Regions from separate parts of the Mus musculus genome. Here all the other regions are linked to region 1. The links are chromatin loops, found by intact Hi-C in ENCODE. Cell type or tissue: gastrocnemius. All regions are shown on one strand.

Region 1 (8,000 bases):
GGACCTCGCTATTGGAGCTGCTCTTTACATTATTTTCTTTCTCATTGGCAGTGCTGATTCTGTGCTCTGTCCTAGCGCTGAGCCGTCCACTCCAGCTGTAAGGCTGGAGTCAAGTCATCTCAAGTCACTCACTGGACAGGGAGACAACGGGTGCCTCCCCAAGACACTTTATGCTGACAATCTGAGTAGCTAATTGTTGCCAAACCAGCCAAGGGAGCCCTCACAAAAAGAAGTCATGTTGTGTTGTAACAATTAAGCCTTCAAGCCCCTTTAGCTCCGTGGCAGCCCAGTGACTCACTGACGAAGCATGGCCGAAGTCTACACAGCATGGCCAAAGTCTACACAGCCCACGGGGTGCAGACTAGTTCACCTGGTGAACAGCTCAGCTTGTGTGCCCTTCAGCCCCCTTGGTCTCTCTACACTGGGGTCTGTGAGAAAACAAACCCAAGCTCGAGTATTTCATGTCATTTCCTCATTCCTCCGTGTAGAGTGTTTATTTCCCTGAACCTGTTTGTCTGTGATGGGGCCAGTATGTGGCAAGGGAGAGTAATTTCACGGAGATGAAACCCACAAACAATTAATCATCTCTAAGTGAACAAGTTAGCTCAGCAGAACTTCCCATCACCTTCCTCTTTCTCATGTTCCATTGCCTCCCAAGAAAACTCTTCGACCATTAAGCCAGCCAGCCCCCAACAGTGTGTGCCTGGTGTCTTCATAAATGACGGATGTAGGTCATGAGGGTCTGAAGTGAGGGGCAGGGAACCTCTAACCCTGGGATGAAATCAACACACATCTCCTGTTGGTTCATAACATTGAAGGCTGTGCAACCGAAGAACTCCAGAAAGACGGTCACGAGGGTGACAGAGTCCCCTAATGTAGGAGGGCACACTGTGTATCAGACAGAACTTGCAAGGGACTGTGCAGAGGCCACTGGGCTGTCTACAATGGCAAGCATGAGAGGCTATGCTGTAGGGTGTGAAGTTTCTCCTAGGACACATTCTTGGGGGATATAGTAAGAGATATGTCAAAAACCCACTCTTAATTGGCCTTGAGTTTCTGGGTTCAGGAGAAACCAATGAGTCACTGTGGGGAGGTGCCCATCTCTCTCCCTGTCCACCGAGTGCCTTGAGATTTCCTGCCTTGCAGATGGAGTCAATTTCTTCTTAAAGGAACTTTTGGCTTTCTTTTAACAGCAGGAACCGACTTTCCTTGTTGTGTATAAAATCTGGTACAACCACATTTTCAGAGACCACCATTACTTCCTGCAGGGCCCTGCTTAAAGCAACTATTATCCCATTGGTTTCCGCTTCCTGATGTCTTTCCTGCCAACCCGGATCATCACAAAGCCAGCAGCTTCTGGGCTAAGAACAAGCTTGAAAGGCTAACCCTGCTTTGTTCAAAATTTGGACTTCAACCATGGAGATGCTTTGCATGGGATATATTGAAAAAAGAACAAGCCAAGAGGGCAGCCTGCCGGGGACAGCTGGAGCTGCCCGGGCTGCTCAGAGCTGAATGGTCTCATCCTTCATCGAGCAGACCCCTGACAATAGTGCAGGCCTCATGGTGGGAGATACAAGAGGTAGGATCTGGTCCTAGGTGTCATGTATAAGGTGCCAGACACTATTCTTGGTGTTTCACCCACAGTCAATCACACGAGTGTGACAGCCCTGATATTTTATGATCTATGGGCTTGGTGCCCAGGGTGGGGATTGTCCATGATGGGGTTTGATCTGCATCCACCTGACTCCAACAACAAGAAAAACAGAGCTTCCTCTTCTAGTTTCCGCCGTGCGCAGTCTCTTTAGGACGCGGTGAAGCTCTGGAAGGAGCAGAGAAGGGAGAGACACACATCTATCTCTCACGCACATCACACACACAGTTATCCTAAACCTCTCTTAGCAGATCCATGCTCCAGGAGGTGAAAGCTGCTGTCCACTCTGCCGAGGCCTGTGGACACTTTGCTTGGGTATCTCTGAAGATGCAGCACTCACATGGGAACTCTGAATAAATGCATCCTCACCAAGCAGCTGCAAACCTTAACGCCAACGCACAAGGACAGAGTTGGGGTGCTCTGAATAAAGACGAGGAATCTTGGTTGGGGGAGGCTTGAAGGAGAGTGTGTGTTTAACCCTTTGACACTGATATGAAGATGTCACCCCAAAAGTTTATTTTTGATAAATACATACTTGAGGTTTTAAAAAATCAGGGGGAGGGGGGAGCGGGGGAGGGAGAGTCTCATAATGTTTTAAGTGTATTTTTGTTGAGTGATGTTCACAGTTTCCCTCGGCATCATGCAGTCCACCGGCTGCAGGTTGAGTGTGTCCTGGAGAGATGAGGAGCCAACCAGTATAATGCTACTACCATCTTAGTTTGTAAATTTTTAACTTTATTTGTGTGTGTGTGGGGTGGGGGGGACACAAACTTATACCCAGAAGTCCAGGCTGACCGCAGACTCTCTACATAGCCCAGGATGGCCTCAAATTTGTGGTAATACTCCTGACTCAGCCTCCAGTATGCTGGGATTGCAGGCATGAGCCACCTTTCCTGGCTTAATAATGCTAAACAGTGGGTGCTGCAGGGTCTCACCGTGCATCCTGTTTTCAACCAGGTTGTAGAAGGTGTGTGTATGGGTGCACATGTGAGCCGGCGTGTCTGTGCCTATGTGGCAGCATGTGTGAATCCATCCTTCAAGGAAGGGCTAAACAGCCATGTGTGAAGGAGTTACTGTCTCAGGGGGACATTTGGAGTCACAGGGCATGGTAGTGGGATGATGAGAGGCCCGCTGGTTTTAATATTGCTTCCCAGAGATGCTTCGGGAAGAGTGAGGAGGTAAATTGGCTGTTGTGAGTGATCTGAGATGAGTCCAAAAGTAGGAGGCAGCTGCTGGCAGGAAGTAAAGGGAGGCTCACTGTTGCCTGGCCCTTCCATAGAACACAGGCACAAAAGGAGAAGAAAGCAAGGGGGCTTGTTTGCCCTTGCTTCCTGGTGTAGACATGCTTTCATTTCAAGATCATCTAAAGAGCTTTCTGGCTTCACAAGCCAGTTAGCAGGAACTTTAGGGAGTGCCCCAGCAGCATACCTGGGCAAGGCTAGGGTGAGGCTCTCATAGAAGCCATGGAGAATGCATTGTATTAAGGACTAGTCATACCTTAAAATAGTCATGCAAGTGAAGCCTTTTGGACACTAGAGGGCGCCATTGACACACAAATGGTGCTTCCAGGCCCACACCACTTCACTGCAGAGGACACCCCACACAACTTAACTACAGTCTAACTTCTTGAAAGTTGAGCCTCCTATTCAACTTCACACCAGTTCAGTGGGATCGGCCTAGTCTTGAAGCAGGAAGCTCACAGGGGCCAGTAGCTGCAGGTTTTCCCAACAGACCTCACCTTCTAAAAACCCCTTAACATCAATGAAAGCAATGACACCTCAGATTCCAATGTCTTGGGGGAATTGCATCAGAAGTGTGCGGTGGAGAGATAGCTCAGTACTGACTGCTCTCCCAGAGGACCTGGGTTCAATTCCTAGCACCCACATAGAGGCTCACACCTGTTTGTAGGGCTTGTGATACACTCACATAGACATACTTGCAGGCAAAGCACCAATGAACATAGAGTGCAGAAGGGGAGAAAGAGAGGAGGAAGAGAAAGAGAAAGGAGAAGAGGAGGAGGAGAAAGAGGAAGAGGAGGAGGAGGGAGGAAAGCTAAGTGAGTTAGTAAGAATCTGAACATGTTTACAAAGGAGTTGTACTTTACTAGAGAGAGAGAAAGGAGAGAGAGAGAGAGAGAGAGAGAGAGAGAGAGAGAGAGAGAGAGAGAGAGAGAGAGAGAGAGAGAGAGAGAGAGAGAGAGACAGGCAGGTTCTTGGAAGGACTCTCTAAATGCCTGAAATGATATGAAAATTTATTGCTTGGTTAATAAGAGGTCTTAGGGTAAGATAAAATGCAAAGCTAGACAACATAATGGCTCTGAAAGTCAAAGATTCAGGTCTCATTCAACAGGTCAACTTTGATCCAGCTATAGTCCCTTCATGGTCACAAGACATCAGTCATTGTTCTAGAGTGACAGAGAACAATCCCTCTCTCCCTTCTTCCCTCCCTCTCTCCCTTCCTGCTTCCCTGAATGTACATCTGTGTGAGTATATGAGTGTGTGAATGTACATGCATATGTCTGTGTTCATGCATGTGTGTGCACATGTCCACGTGGTGTGCATGTGTGTGCACTAGCACAGAAAAGAAATCTCCTCAAGAAAAGTACTCCATTAAACAAACAAACAAACAAACAAACAAACAATTTGGCCAGCGGTGGTAGCGCATGCCTTTAATCCCAGCACTTGGGAGGCAGAGGCAGGTGGATTTCTGAGTTTGAGGCCAGCCTAGTCTACAAAGTGAGTTTCAGGACAGCCAGGGCTACACAGAAAAACACTGTCTCGAAAAACAAAAAACAAAAAACCAAAACAAAAAACCAAAAAAATTTAAAGTACTTTTAAAAAAATGGTTAAAAAAAAGCATTTATTTTCTTCATGTGAATCAGCCTTGCTGTAGAGGGGTTCCATTGTGATGTTCTGACATTTTTAGGCTTGTTTAGAGTTCTACTGTCAATGGCACCTCCCAGTTCATAAAAGTGGATCCAAGGGAAAGTAAAGAGTGGGTGGATATTATTGTTGTTGTTGTTATTACTGTTATTATTAAACAGGAGCTGTCCTTGAGACTTAGTATTTCCTATTTCCCAACAGCTAAAACCTATATTCACCAAGCCATACCTTACAGCCAGAGAGGCCAGGAATTGCCATCTGTATCTGAGCATACAGACAAGCAGGCACATTCGAGTTCCTTTCTAAGTTAAGTATTAACACAATTGGTCAACAAAAGTTGGTTGAGAGATAGAGATTTTTCTTTCATTCCATAAACAGAGTAGCACCTACACCACGCAAGATGTTGTAAGATATCTAGAAATGATTGGAGTTATATGTAGGGATGTGTGCACATTGCATGAAAATCCTGTACCGCCTGCCTCGGTGTCCCCAGTGCTGGAATTAAAGGCATGCACTACCACACTTGGCTCGTCTTTCCATTAATTAGTGCAAGTCCGTTATTTTTATAGGGCCCGTGGTTGTGCAAAACCAGCCTATATTTCCTAGTTTCCTTCATAGTATCTGAGAGTTTTCTGAGGTCAGCCTGGTCTACAAAAAGGGTTCTAGGATAGCCAGGGTTGTACACAGAGAAACCCTGTCTCAAAAAACCAAATGATAGGAAGAAAGAAAGAAAGAAAGAAAGAAAGAAAGAAAGAAAGAAAGAAAGAAAGAAAGAAAGAAAGAAAGAAAGAAAGAAGAAAGAAAGAAAGGAAGGGAAAAAGAAAGAGAAAGAAAGAGAAAGGAAGGAAGGAAGGAAGGAAGGAAGGAAGGAAGGAAGGGAAAAAGAAAGAGAAAGAAAGAGAAAGGAAGGAAGGAAGGAAGGAAAGGAAGGAAGGAAGGAAGGAAGGAAGGAAGGAAGGAAGGAAGGAAGGAAGGGAAAAAGAAAGAACGAGAAAAAGAAAGAAAGGAAGGAAGGAAGGAAGGAAGGAAGGAAGGAAGGAAGGAAGGAAGGAAGGAAGGAAGGAAGGAAGGAGAGAAAATGGAAATCAGCAATTGGGAATCTCCACCACGTTCTTTGCAGCTTAGATTTCTCCTTAGATTTTTTATGAGCGGCAAGGAACAGAACTACGCACTGCACCAAAGCATTCACAGAGAGTGGTCTATGCTGCTACCAAATGTATCTTTCCTCTCCTTTGGAACCTGACATCTGTGCTTAGATAAAGATGGAGCCAGAATGACCCAAGAATACCAAAGGGTCCTTCTATTGCATGTTGATAGTTGGGGTTCGGCTGTCTTAGAGATGAAAAACAGAGTGAACTATCTGTTACCCAGAGAGGTTCAGGCCCCCCAAAGGAGTCTGGAACAATGAGTGATTTCAATGCAATCGCCTCTTTATCAGCATCAAGGGCTTTATCTCGAGAGAAGGATAAAGAAGAAGAGAAGCTGAAGAAAGAACAACTGGAGGCAGAGGCAGGCGGATCTCTGAGTTCGAGGCCAGCCTGGTCTACAGAGCAGGTACTGCCACTTGCCTTAACATTATCAGAACACATGAATCCACGCTACATGTTACATGTTGGTTTTCTTTTAATTTCTCCGTTGATGGCCAATACTGGTAATCCTGCTAAAGCCAATCAAAGATTAAGCGCTCAGCAGGGCAGGATGCAAAGGGACTATCTCAGAGAAAGGACATTGCCAGGAGGTGTGAGACACTGAGAATTAGGCTTACAGGTGAGTACTAGGACCAACTCTGCTGGTCCGCATATGCATGTCTTAACCCTCAGTCTGATAGGACCTTCTGGGACATCTTGAGGGTTAACTGAAGTCCTGGGGCATGACCTAAGCCCCTAGAGCTGGTGTTCTCACAGAAGAGGAAAAAAACCTGGCTTTGAACACGGATGTTATTTTGTTTCTTAACACAAACTAGAGTCTTCTAGGAAAAAAAAGAGCCTCCATTGAGAAAGTGCCTCCAGCAGATTGGCCTGTGGACATGTCTGTGGGCTAGCCTTTTCTCTGTTAATGACTGATGTGGGAGAGCCTAGGTCACTGCGGGTGGTGCCCCTCTGGGTAAGAGGGCCTGCGATTCGGTTTCTGCCGCCAGCTTCCTGCCTTGGGTTTCTGCCTTGACGTCCTTTCACGATGAACCTTGGGTTATAAGTAGTGATAAACCCTTTCCTCTTGGCAGCCTGCTTTGGGGCACGGAGTTGTATCACAGCTCTGGAAAGCAAACTAGGACAATGGACTTCCAACCTCAAGCACTGAGAGAAAAGGAGTGTGTTTAAGCTACTTGGTCTGGGGTTTTGTCACTGAAGCCTAAGCGAAGTAGTATGTATTAAATGGAGAAAGGGGGAACTGTTTGTGACAGGAAAGAGCAGGCAGAGAGACTGGAGCTTAGGGAGTGGCCTGAAGGGTCAAATCCCTTCACACCGCTGGGCTTCAGGAGCAAATGAGGCTCTACTGCCATCTAGTGGCAACATAATTAACTCATTCATTCATTCATTCATTCATGGGCTGTTCCAAATGGGCAAGGCTTTCTGTTGAGTAAGTGATGTTGGTGAACACGGATTAACACCCATTGTTGAATATTGCTACTTTCCCCTTTCCTCTCCCTCCCCCCCCCCCCGCATCTTTTTCTTTCAGACAAGATCTCACTATGAAATCCAGGATGGCCTGGAATTGGCAATGCCAACATCTCAAGTGCTGGGATTACAGGCGTGGGCTCCCACGTGCTTTGCATAGGGAAATTATTCAAGCTTTAGTACAACCCTCTGGCATAAGTACTAGGACTTCTGTTTCACAGAGGAGAAAGCCGAGATCCTGAGACATTAACAAGCCAACCCATTGACGAGCCAATTGACAGACAGCCAGTCAGTGGGAGAATCCGACCTTCTCCAGGGAACCTGGCTTGGGGACTCTACAAACACACTCTTTGCTACGGAGGCTATTAGAGAGTCTTCGTCTTACAAACCAACTGCTTTAGAAGAGTCACGTAAAAGAACAGTGATGAAAAGAGGCAGCATAACATATAACCTGTCCTCTTAGATTCTGGCTTTGATTCACCATCAAGAGCTAATGGAGGGCACATTCGGCTAACACCATAAGTCCTTGGGTTTGGAGCATCCGGCCAAGACTGAATAGAAAGTCTTCGTTCTGCAAGAGAGAGGGACACAGAAGGAGTAAGAAGAGAGAGAAACTATACAGAGTTATGCTATCCAAATTAGTAGCCACTAAACAGTGTGTGCGTGCGTGTGTGTGTGTGTGTGTGTGTGTGAAGGCCAGATGTCAACAGTATCCAGTGTCTCCCTCAGTTCAATCACTCACTACCTTAGTGTTTGAGCCAGGATCGCTCACCCAACCTGAGCTCACTGATTTCACTAGCCTGCCTAGCCAGCAAGCCCCACGATCGTCCCATTTCCTCATAGCAAGGATTA
Region 2 (8,000 bases), 120 kb after region 1:
CAATGTGATAAAAGGTTCTGTTCTCTGAGAATGAGACAGAGAAGAGGGAGAAGGAAAGGAGGGGAGCGCGGGGAGGGGGGAGGGGGGAGGAGGGGAGGAGCGTGGGTGCAATCCCTTTTGAAATTCCATTGGCTTTCCCTTCAAAGTATTCCGCAGAGCCCAGCCAGAGCTTCCCCCACTTCCCCCAGCTCTGCCCCCATTGTCTGGGCCACTTTGGTTTCAACCCTAGCTCTCCGGGTCCTACTTGCTTCTCATTCACCTGCAAAGAAGCCCACTAACAATCCATCTTACTGAGAGTCAAGGCATGCAGGACACTAGCTGACCCCAGACCCCATGGCTGCCTCTCTCTTTCCTGCCGCAGGGCCTTTGCATTTTCTGTTAGGAAGTCAGAACTGCTTTTCCACAGATCTGTCACTTCATCAATGGCTCTGTCCCTCCACTCAAGTTTGCTCACCCCAGGCCTTGTCACTTGAAGGATAAAAATGTTCATTTGTTGTGTTTATTATTTGACACCCCCCCCCACCTCTGTCACTTGAGCACAATGTAAGGGCAGAGTCCCTGTTTTGTTTACTAATGCGCATTCCCCAATGTATAGCCAAGGCCCTTCCTGCATGTTTATGGAATGAATAAATTAGAACCAGGAAAACAGAAAGGGGCAAAGCTAAGAAAGCTAAGAAAGGAGTCTATGTGTCACAGGTTGAGTAATAGTCCCCTATTAGTACATAGTAATAGTAATAGTACAATATACATACATTGTATTCCTTGGAGCCTGTGAATATGTTACACAAAATAGACCTTTTAAAGTGTGATTAAGTTAAGGAGCCTGATATGGAAAGAATATTCTGTATTATCTGACGGGCCTGGGATCACCTAAAAGTCTGAACAAGGTGGAAGCAGGTGTGTCTTAGACAGGGAAGCCAGTGTGACCACGGAGACAGAGGACAGATTTATTCTGTATATCAACGAAGAGGCTGCAAGTCAGGGCACGTAGGCGTGCTCTAACAGCAGAAGACGTAAGCAGTTTCTCCCTAGAGCCTCCAGAGAAACACCCCCCCATTTTGGGGGGGGGGTCATTGTCAGAAGACTCATTTTCAGGCTCCTGACCCCTAGAACTTCAAGCCAGGGGGTTTGTGGCGCTATTCCCAGCTTCCATGGGACACTAATGGGGATGCACTGAAAAGGTTGCTTATCAGCCATGATGTGACTCTCCACACCCTAGAGGGAGATACATATGAGCCTGGAGCAACCTGGATTCAGCCAATGACTCTTGTCAAACTGGCAAGCTGTAGATTGTAGGCCCAAGGGTTGCCTTGCCCTAGACCTGCAGAAGGATCAGGCAGGAGGCTAAAGGGTAGATTCCCATATTCATTGTTGGGTATAAGGTGCTATTCAGGGGATACAATATCAATACTGCCCCCAAAGATCAGTCTACCCAGAACCTGAAAATAAGAACATATTTTCAAAAGGGGTCTTTACAGAGCTAATTAAAGGATCATGGGTTTATGGTCTATCTTGAATACAACTAGCGGCCATGTGTGGGGGTGTGCTCCTTTGATCCCTGCAGAGGCAGGCAAATCTCTGAGTTCAAGGCCAGGTTGGTCTACATGGTGAATTCCAGGACATCCAAGGGTTACATAGTAAAACTCTGTCCCCCAAATCAAAACAACACCCCATTAAATGTAACTGGTGCTTAAATGCATTAAATGCAGTTAGCTTTAGAAGGCTAGGGGTGAAGAGAGGGCAGATGGGAATATGTCCCTATCTGGAATCCATTGTTGTTCAATGGTAAGGGGCACAGGATGATTTCAGGCCAAGTCGTGATCTTAGATCCAGGAAACAGAACCAGTGGAGAGGCTATGCACTGTTGAGAAAAGGACTCACGGGATTACAGAGACAACCATCAAGCTGGAGACTCAGAAAAGCTGGTGCTAGAGTCCAGCCCAGTGCAAAGGCCTGAGCCCAGGGGAGCTGACAGGATCAGCCCCAGTCAGTTGAGCATGGGTGGCAATCTGAGAGGAAATGACCCAGCTCAAACAGCAAGGCACCCATGTGAGAGAGAGTCAGTGGGGAGCATATGTCCCCCCCCTCCCCCAGCCTATTGTCCTACTCAGGCCCTCCGTGGATTGGCTGATGCCCACACATGTTGGGATGGGCGGTCTTCTTTACCAACTCTACCAATTTGAATGCTAAAGTCGCCTGGAAAACCCCTCACGGACATACCCAAAATAACATCTAATTTGGGCAAACCCTAGCCCCAGTCAAGTTAAGACATGAAATTAATCACCACTGATACTCTCTCTGCTGAGCCCTAGCCTGTTGGCCATGCTTCTCCCACACCCTTGCACTGCCCAGGGCCCAGCCTCTGCCACCTAACTGTCTCTCCTCCCTGTATCATGAGGCCTACAATATCATCTGCCTTCTTGACATCTTTACAACCCACAAGGCCGGCCAAGAATCACCCACAGTCTCCTCCCTGTGGCCAGACATGGCCCTCCATGGCTGACACCCCCTTTCCTAGAAGGGGCCCATTATACTCAGCCTTCAATGCATCCAGTTACCTACTGTGTGTGGTACTCTATGCTTAACTCTCTAAGGAGCTGGCAGGCGTGTTCCAAAGTGGCCCCAGCATCTCACTCCTCTGCTACTGATTGGTGGGGCCAGGGTCCTCTTCACATCTCTACATCTCCAAGTGTGAGCTTGTAATAACGCAGACTCCTCATCTCTGGTTCATGTCCCCTGAGATGCTGGGCCCTGAGAGAGTGGGCAGAGAAGATGTGGCTCTTACCGGGGAGACCCAGGAGCTGTACTGCCAGGTTCAACTGGAGGGCAAGATCCATCTGAAACCCACCTTCTCAGAGACCCCTGCATCCCATTTCTCTACTCCAGCTGGTGGGGGCTTTATAATTCTGGCCAATAAAGGAACTAACTACACCCTCCTTCCTTTCCTTCCCTCTCTTCTCTCTCTCTCCCTCTCTCCCTCTCTCCCTCTCTCCCTCCCTCCCTCCCTCCCTCCCTCCCTCCCTCCCTCTCTTTCCTTCTTCCTTTTCTTTTAGATGAAGGAAAAGATGCTGTACTCAAAAAGGAAAGACCCTACAAGATTTTTTTCAAAGATCTCTTCGTTTTCAAAGAAAATGAAATTGCTGCCAGGAAAAAGGTAAGGTTTTCTTATGATCAGCATCCCCAAAGAGGTTAGAGCCAAGTGCTTTCAGCCATAGATCTCACTAGTTTTACGTGTTAAGTCTAAACTAGTTAAGACACGGTGATGCCTTGTCCTATGTTTGGCGCCATTCTGGGAAGACAGTACACAGGGACCTTCAGAGATCGCCACCTAGTGGGAGAAGGCCGCTACACCATGTCATCACCAACTAGCTCCACAGCTCACTCTCCATCTTGTGTCCGACCCCCTAGGGTTTTTCATATTGCTACATTTCAGGTCTAGCTTGCACAGGTGGCATGTTGTACCTCACTGGCCAAGCACAAAATAAAAGTATGTCTTACCATGGATAGCACCTTGGGACCGGCAGATCCTACAGCCAGAGCTGTGTGAAGGAGACAGCAGAGGTCTGCTCTGTGGACAGAGAAGAAAGAGTAGGAAGAAGACCCAAAGCATTCACTGTGGTGGCAGGAGCGGAGTCTTTAAGAATAAGCCAAAGTGTGTCAAAGCTGTTACGGATAAACAAGTTTACACGTGCTTTGAGGATAGAGGAGACGAAAGAACGGGGGTGGTGACGTGGAGAGGCAAGGGAATGCTTTTTAGAGTAATTTAAAATTAAAAAAAAAATCAGCACTGGGCCTGATTTTCTTCCCAAAGGTAATGAATGGGTTAAAGGACTCTCCTGGCTCTTGGTAGGATGAATAAAATAGCCAGAAACATGAAGTGTATTCACCCAGGGGTGGCTTTTCTCTGGGCCTTGAGAGCCTCCTCAAGCTTCACACGAGATTAAACTGAGACGTTGAAAGCTATCCAAAGGGTGGGTTTTCACTACTCTCTATGGAAGTCTGCCTTCCATTAAGTTTTCAGCTCCAGTGAGCTAACAATCTTTGAAATTTCCATATTTTCCCTGATTTAATCTAGAGAGGCATTTTCCTGTCTCCGTTTCTGAGATAGTTTGTATAAGGCCCGCCTTTGCAAGGTTATCCTTGTCTCTGTGTAAGAAAGCAAAGGATGCTGGGTACATTTCTTCCCGGGCGAGCTCCGGAACTGCCTAAGGCCGAAGGTCTTTGCTGTTTACATCTGAGCACCGTTATAACAGTATAATACTTTGGTGCATTAAAATTCCTTTCATGCTTTTCGCATCTTGGGCAGGAGAGAATGAAAAACCACAGCATGAAAATCTACCAGAAGACAACATTTTCGTCCCGAATGAAGAGTCGCTCACACCTTGGCCAGCTAGCTTTTTTCGCTGACGCAGGCAGCTCCTCCTATGAACGTCTGGGGCTAGATCCCACTCTTATTCTCAGGCTGACAGAAGGTAAGTGTGAGGGTTCGAAGAGGTTTTACCCTCTACAGACTCCTGTGTTCGAATGGCTCAGAGGTAGGTAGTGTTACTATTAGGAGGTGTGGCCTTTATAGAGGACATTTGTCACTGTGGGGCGAGCTTTGTCATCTTAAACGTTTAAACTATGCCCAGTGTGAAACAAATCCAGCCTCGTCCTGGCTTCCTGCTAATCAAGGTGGAGAACTCTCTGCTCCTCCAGTGTCATGTCTGCTACAGGCTGCCATGCTTCCTGCCATGATGACGGTGGACGAAACCTCTGAAACTGTAAGCTGGGCCTAATTCAATATTAGCCTCTGTAAGAGTTGTTGTGGTCATAGTGTCTCCTCACAGCAATTGAAATCCTAAGACAGTAAGTCAACATTACTCTTAGTTATTCATATATATATATATATATATATATATACATATATATACACATATATAATTTATTTTATGTACATTGGTATTTCGTATAATATATACATATGTATATATGTGTATATATACACATATATGTATATATAACTTATTTTTTTTAATTTTATGCACATTCAGATAACCTAGAACTGGAGTTATAGGCAGCTAAGAGCTGCCATGTGGTTGCTGGAATTGAACCTGGGTCCTCTGGAAGAGCAGCCAGTGCTCTTAACCACTGAGCCATCTCTCCAGTCCCTATTCTTGGTCTTAAGGTGTGGCTCTGGATATATGCTATTCATTGTACGTTTGGGAGATTTTCTGGTGCTGAGAAAGATGGAATCAGAGCTGCTCTACTGTTGTGAGATAAGCTACCGGAGAACACAACGTGAACTACTTGTTTATTTGTTTGTTTTATCTGTGTAGCCCTGGTTACAATCGCTACAGATCAGGTTAGCCTGGAACTCAGAGATCTACCTGCCTCTGCCTCTGCCTCTGTTGAGATTCAAGACATATGCCACCACTGTCAGGCCAACACAGACATTCTTCAAGTCAAAAGGAAAGTCTTTATTGCTGGACAGTGGCTACATGGGGAACTTGCCCAAATCATGAGGCCCCAAGTCTCACAGCCACTTGTCTTTCATGTAAAAGGCAAAATAACACACGCTTGCGCGCGCGCACACACCCACACCCACCCACCCCCACCCCCCCCACACACACAATATCCTGGTTGGCACACTTCAGTAAGCAAGACACAGAAATATAAAAGCCAAAAATAGCTAGGGACTTTTTATTTGTGGACTTTTCTAGAACTATGGACTAGGTCTCTGTTCCCATTTTGGCCTGCGTGCTGGGTTTCAAGGTCAGAATGGTACCTCTAACATGGTGTCATTCATGTTAAGTTCTGGGGCCTGTTACAATGTGGCAGGTAAGCTCTTTGCCATAGACTCGAGAACAAAAAGAAAGTGGCTTAAGAAGACATTTTTCCAAGAAGATCCTTACTTCACCTGCCTTTGGGAAGGAAGAAAGTCAATGCCAAGTAACAGTGTTGACTTTGTCAAAGCCGAGTTACATGAAAGCGATAGCCCTAGCTAGCTGTACTATTTGAGGTATGGAGATATAGACACTTCCTAAGGTCGGAGGAGCTTTGGTGGTTCAAAACAGGACTCAGGCATACAGCATCAGGAAGCTGATGGGGTGAACAACCTTTCTATCATTGCAAAAATGAGCCTGGTTTATTGACCTGGTCATCAGAAATGTCATAAGCACTTCCTGTGCATCACAGGTCAAGAAGCACCTACACATGGAAGTCCTTTGCAGCTAAACAAGGCCAGAATGGCTCACAAGAAATGGGACTTTGAGGTCAGCAGCTCCCATAGAGAAAGCAAGCCATGAGGCTGGAGAGACGGCTTAGTCAAGAGCCCTTTGCGACTCTTGCAGAAGACCAGGGGTTGGGTCCCAGCATCCTCAACAGTGGATCACCACCTGAGGTGACTTCCTCAGGCACCAGGCACACAGGCATGGGCATGAATGCAGGCAAGATGTTCATCTGCATAAAAATAAATGAATCCATCTTAAGAAAAAGATGGGTTGGCTAGATAGCTCAGCCAGCAAAGGCAATTGCTGCTCTCCCAGAAACTTCAGGGTCTGTTCCTAGCACCCACATGGAGGCTCACCACTACCTGTGACTCCTGCTCTAAAGGATCAGGAACCCTCTTCTGTCCACTTCTGGAACAAAGCAGATATGTGATGCTCAGACGTACACGCAAGGGAAAAACACTTTACACATACAATAAAAATAAATAAATTTTTTTATAAAAAAAACTCTTGGGTTTATTTGTTTTACTATTTTGTGCATATGAGTCTTTTGCCCTCATGTATATAAGTGTGTCAAATCCCCTGGGAACTGAGATTAACAGTCAGTTTTGAGATGCCAGGTGGGTGTTGGGAACTGAACGTGGATCACCTGAAAAAGTAACAAGGGCTCTTAATCGCTGAGCCAACTTTCCAGACCCCAAAAAGCATCTCTTAAAAAGAGGAAGCAACGTTAATTGATTTAGACTGTCTTGCAGATGCATACGTGACTGAAGAGCAGTAAATGGCAGGCAATAGTTAGGGCTCAGCGACAGCACCAGGTCTCAGAGATCCCTGGGTTCCATCTTGTGCCTCCGTGTTGAGTCTTGGGCCATCGAGAACATGTAAAGCGGCAAGTGACATGTTTACAGTTCCTTGCAAAAGAGGTGACAATCCTTGTTACCCTAGCAGTCCTCAGGTAACTAGAAAGCACAGCTTGGCAGGTTTGCAGCCCTCCTCTGTGCTGTTTGCTGTGGAATGGAACAGTTCTGGCCTCTTAAGACTGAATGCCATCGGACAGGCTCCTCCAGAGGGAAGAGTCCAACTTTTATGATCATCTGAGGCTCTCTCAACAATGTGGCAGGTTGCACAGAAAAGCGATATGGAATTTTCACTTAAAGGCATCTCCCTTGAATTGCATCTCAAATCAGCAACTGACTGGAGTGAAATCACTTTTTCTCAGCCTTACAGCCTTTATGAATTCTGATTGAGAAATACATTTTATATAGCACATATTTGTATATATATTAATATATATAACATATATGTGTGTGTATGTAAAATAATCCAGTCATCCCACTTGGGGAGTCTCGACTCCTGTATTTCTGTCTTTGCACTAGTGGTGACCGGCTAGGTCACCATCAGAGGAAATTTACCGATACCTCAATGCCAGTGGCAGATTGGTTTCTTACACCTGCTCATTCTGTACCCAGTGACAGTGAGACTTTGGCTTTCCTGTTAGAGGAAACACCTCTAAACCAGATGTGGAGGGGCACTCCTGCAGTGCCAGAACTCAGGGAGCAGAGTTCAAGGTCATCCTCTGCTCTAGAACAAGTTTGAAGTCAGCAGGGGTTACAGGAGATCCTACTAAAACCAAAAAAAGGGCCGGCAGTGGTAGCACACGCCTTCGATCCCAGCACTCGGGAGGCAGAGGCAAGTGGATCTCTTGAGTCTGAGGCCAGCTTGGTCTACAGAGTGAGTTCCAGGACAGCCAGGGCTATGCAGAAAAAAACCTTGCCTGGAAAAACAAAAACA
Region 3 (8,000 bases), 140 kb before region 1:
GGCCCTTGAATTGAGTTTGCTGTCATCTTCAGTGTACCTAACAAGAAGAGTGTACTTGCCCAGCATGTGAGGGCCTTGGACCCAATCCTCAGTTCGCAGAAAAAATTAAGGGTACGAGGATGCTGGAGAAACGGCCCAGTCAGTAAAGTGCTTCTGATGTAAGCCAGAGGGCCGACCTCAGCTCTGACCTCTGGTGTGTGTTTGCAGTCTCAGTGCTGGGAAGGTAGAGTCAGGAGGATCCCTGATGCTCACTGAGAGACCCTGACTCAAAAAGTACAGTGGAGACCTGACGTTGACCGTTGGCTTCCACATGCACCCATACATGTGTGCACACAAAAACAAACATATACAAATATGTCGAATAAATAAATAAATACATTTTAAAAGGAGGCTAAGGCCCAGAGAGATTGCTTCTCCCACAGCTGGATTCTAACCCAAATATCTAGTCCAAAGGCCACACTATGCCCACCTCTCTGTTACAGTCTGTGGGCTGGCGGGGGGAGGGGGGCACATGTTTTGAAGGGACACTGAGTAGAGCCCTTCACCCTACCAGATGTCATGAACACATAAACTATTTTCCCTCCGTGTCTTGTTGTATAGCTTTTTTTTTTTTTTACACATTTCTCCTCTGCCCACTTTTAATATGCTGGAATAAGCTAAAAATACAACATATACCATATAAAAATAATGCTATTCGCAGGCTTGTCTTTTCGGGCAGAGAAACTTCCCTATTAGGACAAACCAAAGGATGCACATTTTCAGCCGCCAGGGAAAGGACGCTATAGAAGGCAGCAGACAAAATTACCACAGCTTGCAGAGCGAGACAGTCATAGAGCTATCCCGCTCACAGGCTGAGTGTGAGGGAGGAGGGTGTCAATGACTGTCACACTGACAAGCAGAAGGGGCCAGCCTGGATCTGCCTGTGAAACAGAGCAGGACATCACACCCAGGCCCTCGTGACCCAAGGGCTTCATAGCCATAGAGGCTCTGAGCCAAGCGTGCCCTTCCAGTGAGAGGTCAGACATTTATGTCGGCCGTGATTGCCAGCCTAATGTCGGTAGAGTTAAACTCGTTTAAACCAGTTTGACCGATGCAGCTCACCAGAGTGCAAGGCTGGCAAGGCTGGCAAAGCTGGAAGCGTTGGCCAGAAAAAAATGCAAAATAGATGATCTTAATGCCACAGTGGCCACTGTCTTCCTGCGTTTGCCTCTTGGCTCTTCTGTTCCTCCCTTCTCTTTTCCCTTTCACCATCCTGCCCTTCTCTTCCCTCCTCCCCCTCTTCTTTCCTTTTCTAACTGTATTGCGACTCTGCTGTCGGCCATGGCTGGAGTGTGTCCCCAGAGTTCCCAAGTCCTCAGTGTGGCAATGCTGTACCTTTTAGGGCTGGGGAGTGTGTCATGTGATCATGTATTATGTCACTGAGGGTGTGGGAGAGATGCTCTTTCAGGGATGGATCGTTTGAGAGTGGGTTGTTGTAAAACAGCAAACCCCACCTCAGTCTCCTCTCACATGCTCCCGGCAGGACGCCATCCTCCTGTTATGACACCACGGCCAAGGGGACCCTTTACCAGAGCCACTGCTGTGCTTCTGTGTCTCCAGAACTCCTTTCTTTATACGCCCAGCCTGGTGTGTTTTGTAATAGCAACAGAAAACAGGCAAATGCGGAGTCTACGGTGACATCTGTTTGGACCTGTTTCAGTATTAAAACCCTTGATAATAAAAACTCCTGACCTTAGAACAGCGTATGGGCATCATACCTGATCTCAGACGTTCCAAGACAGCAGTGAAGGTTTGTGTCTTAAGGAACAGCACAGGACAGGTGGGTCCCCGGGCCCTGCCACCCACTGGCTGCATAGGCTTAAGTGTCTCCCAACCAAATCTGAATGTTCTGTTTCATATAGGAAAACTGGTGCAGGACCTGTCCTAATGGGAGTGCCATCTCGTCTAAAGAGAACAGGAAGTGCCCAGGACAGAGCCCTAGACTCCTAACAGACTAACAGCTATGAAACTGCTTGTTTAAAAAAGCTGTGTGTGTATGCATGCATGTGTTTCTGTATATATGGATTATACTTGTGTGTAGGGGTATGTGTGTGTTCGTGTGAATGTATATTGTACTTGTATATACATGTGTTTGTGTACATATGTGTGTACTTGTCAATGTATGTGAATTGTACTTGTGTGGTACATGTGTGCATATGTAGGTATGCTTTTGAGTATGTCTGTTGTACTTCTGTGTATATGTGTGTGCAGATACATGGGAAACATGTGTGTGTGTGTGCATGTGTGTATGTGTACAAGTATGCACATGCATGTAGAGGCCAGAGGACTTCAGACGTCATCTTTAGGAACACCTTTGTGATAGGAACATCCTTTGTGACAGGGTCTCTCTTTGGCCTGGAGCTCGCCTATTAGGCTAGGCTAGCTGGTCGGTAGCCCTCAGGATCTACCTGTGACTGCCCTGCTCAGCGCAGGAATTACCATCGTGAATAATCATGAACCATCATGCCCAGCATTTCTTCAGGGGTTCCATGAGCTCAGGGCCCTCTGCTTGTGGGGGAGGCACTTTACTGTCTGTCTCTCCCTCCGACCCGCACCAACCTGAAGTTGCTCACTCCAGAGATCACAGGCTTGTCTCCACAAAGGCTGTCAGCCACTAACAATCAATCCCCTGCCTAGGACACAGATCCCTTCATGCTGACGGGACAAGCGCTCAGGTTCAGTGCCCAGGACTTGAAGAGATGACTCTAGTCCCAGGCCCAGGGGCAAGCCCTCTTTTCTTTGACACCTTGATTTAAAACAATAGAAAGGCCACGTTTCTGGGCTCTCTGCCAGCAGGCAAGACAGACTGTTTTCCTGCAGGGCCCTCAATTCTCATGGCAGAACACAGAACTTGGGAACAAAACGCAAAGCTAGACGCCATCTGCTTGGCTTCCGGACAGTGCAATTAGCTGAGAAGTGCCTTTACATCTTCGTAGGACTGCATTAAGTCGGGATTAATTAATTGCCGTGCTAATGGGAAGCACCTTTAGCGCCGCAATGACATAATCGCATGCTATTAGGAGCACAGAAAGGAGCCCTTTATAATTAATGACGTCTTCATTTCCTGAAACGTGTAATCCTTGTGTCCTCAATTCCAAAGAGGTTTGCAGACAGAAGGCACTAAATATAGATCCGGAACTAATATTTAAATCACTTTAAGATTCACCTTTCCATAAGAGTAATGAACCCAGAACAAAAGTTCCCTTGGGTTTCTAGGATTCTAAACCTTTTCGTCCATCAGGTTAAGTAGTCGGCAAGCATGGGTTCAAACAGAAATGGCCAATAATTACCGGCCTGATAGATTTATCCTAAATAGAACAAGTTTTGCCCTACCAAGCATACAAACTAATTTGCAAGACATAAATTAAACTCATTCCAATTGTCCTTGCTGTGATTCACCTTAAAAAGTACTCTAGGAGCCGGAGAGGCAGCTTAATGGTTAAGAGCACCGGCTGCTCCTCCAGAAGAGCCAGTTCAATTCCCAGCTCCCTCATGGCAGCTCACAACTGCTGTGATTCCAGTCTTAGGGGGAATCCAACGCCCTCTTCTGGCCTCCATGGGTACTGCATGCAAGTTATGTATAACGCATGCAAGTAAAACATCCATTATACATAAAACAAGTATACTTTTTCTTTAGTTATAGCACTCTGTGCCTCACTCCCATGATGTAAAAATGAGACTGGCTTTGTTTCTAATTGGAGGAGTTACTAATAAGCCAAATGTCACAGGCCAAGCACAGATCCAAGTACTTAGCGCGCAGTAGTTCAGTGAATCCTCATAGAGATCCCGACTGTGGAATTGCTATGTCTCCCATTTCACAAACAGAGATGCTGAAGTGCCCCGTGGTAGTAATATTGTGTCCAGGGTTGGAAGTGTAACTCAGTGTTGGAAAACTTGCCTAGCACGTACAAGGCCCCAGGACACAATCCCCAGCACACAAGTGGTAAAATACAGCAACCCCCAAACTACTATTTCCCTGGAAAGGACCTTCTGACCGAACTCCTGACCAGAAAGAACAGACAGACTTTGAAGACTGTAATTCATTTTTGTTTGTCTTGTTTTTTGTTTTTTTTTTCAAGCTTTTAGGGTTTCCTCAATGTAACCCTGGCCATCCTGGAACTCACTCTGTAGACCAGGCTGGCCTCGAATTCAGAGATCCACCTGCCTCTGCCTCCCGAGTGCTGGGATTAAAGGTGTGCTCCACCATGCCCAGCTCAGACTGTAATTCTTATTGTCCCCAGAGCCAGTTGACATCTTACCCCTGCTGCCAGCCTGATGCCAGTAGATGCCCGGTCTTCAGCAAATTACATATGAAAGCGGGGGAGGGTACAAAAACTGAGCCTCAGGAACATACCAAGGGTTCCCATGGGATGGGAAAACCTCAGCAATTTGTTTTTATCTCAACATTAAAGGTATGGATTGCCTCCATTTTCATGTGTTTTCTGTGATTTGCTTGTACACACATGTGTTCATGTTCATGTACATGTATGTGTTCATGTGTAGACATTTTTTTTTTGAAAACAGGGTCTCTACGTGCCGAGAACTTGGAAATTAGGCACCCACAGATCCTCCGGTCTCTGCTTGTCTGGCTCTGGGATACCAAGCATATTCCACCACACCATGCCTTTGCACTGGGCTCCAGAGATTAACTTCAGATCCTGTGCCTGTAGGGCAAGCTCTTCACTAACTGAGCTGCCTCCTAGTCTCCGCTTCTGTTTTCTGATTGGATGCACAGCCCAGGCTCCTCCTCAGTGAACTAAGAGAGGTGAGCCCTCCCTGCCCCCCCACCACCACCCCCCACTCCCATGATGCCAAGGCTTGCTTTACCTTGTCGTAATAGTATCTCAGCGCTCTGCTCAGCTTGTCGTAGTTCATGTTGGTCTTGTTCTTGCGGAGGCCCCACAGCTTGGCCACTTCTTCCGCCTTGAGGAGCTTGAACTCGCCATCGTTCGATGTCCAGCAGATGAGGTGCTCATGTTTCTGGTCCAGCAGCAAGTGCAAGAGGAACTGCCACAGCGTGATTGCACTCTCCATACCTGGGAGGTGGGCAAGAGGCAGGCAGGTCAGAGCGGGTCTGCAGCTCAGGCGCTGCGCGGGGGCTCTGCTCCACAGAGCTTAAGAGAAAGTACTTTCTACCCCACCCCCAATGGACTGCCTAGCCACACACAGGTTTTCTGGTTGCACAGTTATGAGCAGCCCCGATGCAGGAACACAATGGCAGTGCCCCGAGGTCCTGAAATTCACCAATCACAAACCAGCGGAGACCACACTGTGCTGGGAGCTACTTAGAGAAAACTGACTAAAGGAATGAACACCTGTGTGGTAAGTTCCCATTGGCTAGCTCCATCTATTCCCACCCACCACATCAACTGCATCTTGGTCAGTCACACTTGCTGAAGTGTGGCCATGAGTGTCTGCTAGGGCTTAGTGAAGTCACACAGGGGCCTAGGGTCATGAAAGTATAGATAGCATCTCCTGGTTAAACTGTCCTTTCACCCAATATAGCCAGCCCTGCTTTGCAGGGAGGGGAACTCAGTTACTCTTTACACAGTCAGCCATCTCAGAACCCAGGACAGGGCTTGCATAGAGCAGATATGGAGTCAGTAGACGCTGGTTAAAGAATCAGTTGTCGCCAACTGAAGGAGGAGTCCTTCAGTTTCCTAAGCACTTGTCATATAGTCGCCCAAGCCCCAGTTTCAAGCACACCGGCAGGAAGTGTTTTTCCCACCAGGAGAGGAAATACCATAAAACAATGTTATCCTTCATCTTTGCCTGTAGCATGAACTCTGCTGTTCCTTCCTCCTGACATGCTGCTTGCTACTTCTTAGGCCCTGATGGACTCTGCTCAGCCATACAGACGCAGTTCAGATGGGATCACTGGACTGTCATGATCTGAATTTTGATCACTTGAGTAGTATTCACAAGAAATCACCCTTTTGTTCTATTACACTTATTTATTGAGTGTGTGTGCACCCATACAAAGCATGGCTTGGGCATGAAGGTCAAAGGACAACTTGCAGACGTCCATTCTTTCCTTCCAGTCCTGGGGATTGAACTCAGGGAGTCAGACTTGCTGGTAGGCACCTTTAGACCCACTGAGCCAGGTTGCCAGCCTTACCCATTTATTTTACTAACATCCATATCATTAGGAAAAGCCTTCCTCCAGGATAGCTGGTGAGAGCGAACACTGTGGGTGTTTTGACCTGGGCAAACAGAGCTGAGATTTGGAAGCTGGGTCTAGGAGGCTCAGCAAAGATCTCAAGCTGGAGTTTGGGGGTTCTACATCAAGACACACAAAAGCCAAGCCGTGAGGCGGAGACAAGCCTGTCAGGATGAGGAAACTCCATCTGTGGCAAGGAGACATTGGGGTCTGTTAGGGACAGCCCACGGTGACAACGATGAGTACAGCAACAAAGATGACTGGAAGGCAGAATAATGGCCACGAGGAGAGTTTTCTACAGTGAGTCTCCCTCAGCACCTATTCTCATTGCTCTTCATAAAGCAGCTTCTAAGTGGCCTAGGAGCCAGAGAGAGGCAGGCAACTATCTTTGGACAGACTTCAAACTGCCTGACATCTTTCTGCATCTTCAGGTAGGTCCCACGGGGCAGGAGTATTGCTCAGTGGTGAGCGCTTGGCCAGCACGGACCCTGTGTTCTACCACACCACCACAGAAGCAGGTTTGGGATTCTGATAGCAACATCCCATTGAAGTATGAACCCCGCCACCACCACCCCCCAGTCACCCCTAACAAGCATTCCCTCCCTGCTTCCTCACAGACCCAGCCAGAAGAAAGAATCCTGTTGCTCCTCTGAGCACCGTGGGTGCCACCTGGGTGTCTCTGTTAAAGACAATCCAGACTAAGAACGTGCTACAAAAACCCCACGGGATGTTTTATTTATAACTCTTTAAAGGGGGTATCCTTAAAGAGATCACCCTTCACCACAGCAGTCACTGGGTCTGTAAGAGTCAGCCCTGTTACTGCTGACTTCAAACCACACCAGCGACTCCTGAGCTCTGAAAGAGCTCCTGGAAGGACGTGCCAGCATTATGGCTCCAGCTCCTAATGAGCTCAAATAAGCCACACACGTTTCAAATTCATGGGTGTCTCCAGCCAAATCTTCTGGCAGTGAGTTTTTCAAAGATCTTTGAAATTTAGTGGTCACTCAGAGGAGCCTTCCTGGAGAGGCAGAGAGATGCCAGCCAGTTTGGAGTTCTGCAGAGAGGGGAAGTGCTCAGCCTGCCTCTCTCTTCCCAGCTTCACTCCTTTAAGGGGCCAGGCAGCCAGAGCCGCACTGAAGCAAGTCCCTATATCCTCAGCACACTGAGAGTTGGGCTTAGCTATGTATCTTGAACTAGTCAGTGAAATACTGGGTTGAAGCGATGAGATACATAGAATTTACCTCAATTTGATCAAAGCCTGGCACAGGTTGAGTCTGAAGAAGCAGAAGTAAAATAAATACCACAGTGAGCCAAGGACGCTTGGGACTGTTTGTTACAAAGCATCACCATAGCTAAAGCTGACTGCTACAACATCACACATATTTGTTCCTCCCTTCACTAGGATGCCCTTGGGAGCTCAAGGAGGCATGAAAGGGCAGGCAGGGAAGAGGCCTTTGGTGGTGATGGGGCAATCAGCTTCAGGATCGCCCACATTTCTGGAATACAGGAAATGGACCCACAGAAGGCCAGGGTGGAAGATAAGGACCTCAGAGTCACCCAACAACTCTTAGGACAGAGCCCAGTCCCTGAGGTGGCAAACTGCAGCAGGATCACTCAGAGTTGCAGTGAGCAACTGTGCTCCCTGGAGGTGTCTGGGGGCTCAGGCTTCATGTGCGGAAAGCGTCCCACCCAGCACAGACTGGCCCTTCTTCCAAGCTCACGCCAGCCACTGCTCTGCCCTCCTCCATGCCACAGTTTTGACGACTGAGTCACACAAAGTTCTACTTTGTGTTGGAAGCCC

Evidence for each region. Hi-C counts contacts between places; a loop is a spot of excess contacts. Peaks named below come from ENCODE experiments on the same cell type or tissue, not always from the same donor. Only the 100,000 strongest peaks of a DNase experiment are listed, where the experiment ranks them.
Region 2: it touches region 1 in a loop (10-fold over the local background); 14 of 42 quality-filtered maps call a loop at or near these places.
Region 3: it touches region 1 in a loop (2.3-fold over the local background); 36 of 42 quality-filtered maps call a loop at or near these places.

The regions. Positions count from the first base shown.
Region 1 is chr10:93,422,697-93,430,696 of GRCm38, forward strand. Gm40742 (a long non-coding RNA gene) reads right to left here. Exons shown (of 2, transcript XR_871955.2): 2 at 7,589-7,719. Among named protein-coding and RNA genes, the nearest start is that of Gm40742, 4.3 kb to the right of the region's middle. In gastrocnemius, CTCF peaks have their summits at 3,177 (motif pointing right) and 7,034 (motif pointing left); DNase peaks (open chromatin) are centred at 1,520, 3,185, 6,659, 7,420 and 1 more place; H3K4me3 peaks cover 104 bases; H3K27ac peaks cover 4,088 bases.
Region 2 is chr10:93,545,856-93,553,855 of GRCm38, forward strand. It overlaps Ccdc38 (coiled-coil domain containing 38), which reads left to right. Exons shown (of 16, transcript NM_175488.6): 3 at 3,054-3,154; 4 at 4,307-4,472. Among named protein-coding and RNA genes, the nearest start is that of Ccdc38, 9.2 kb to the left of the region's middle. In gastrocnemius, a CTCF peak has its summit at 3,331 (motif pointing left); a DNase peak (open chromatin) is centred at 3,334.
Region 3 is chr10:93,279,903-93,287,902 of GRCm38, forward strand. Elk3 (ELK3, member of ETS oncogene family) reads right to left here. Exons shown (of 5, transcript NM_013508.2): 2 at 4,867-5,075. The coding sequence starts at 5,073. Gm32551 (a long non-coding RNA gene) reads left to right here and starts at 5,071. Exons shown (of 2, transcript XR_871953.3): 1 at 5,071-5,361; 2 at 5,868-8,000. In gastrocnemius, a CTCF peak has its summit at 3,601 (motif pointing left); DNase peaks (open chromatin) are centred at 964, 1,525, 2,813 and 3,574; H3K4me3 peaks cover 841 bases; H3K27ac peaks cover 7,124 bases.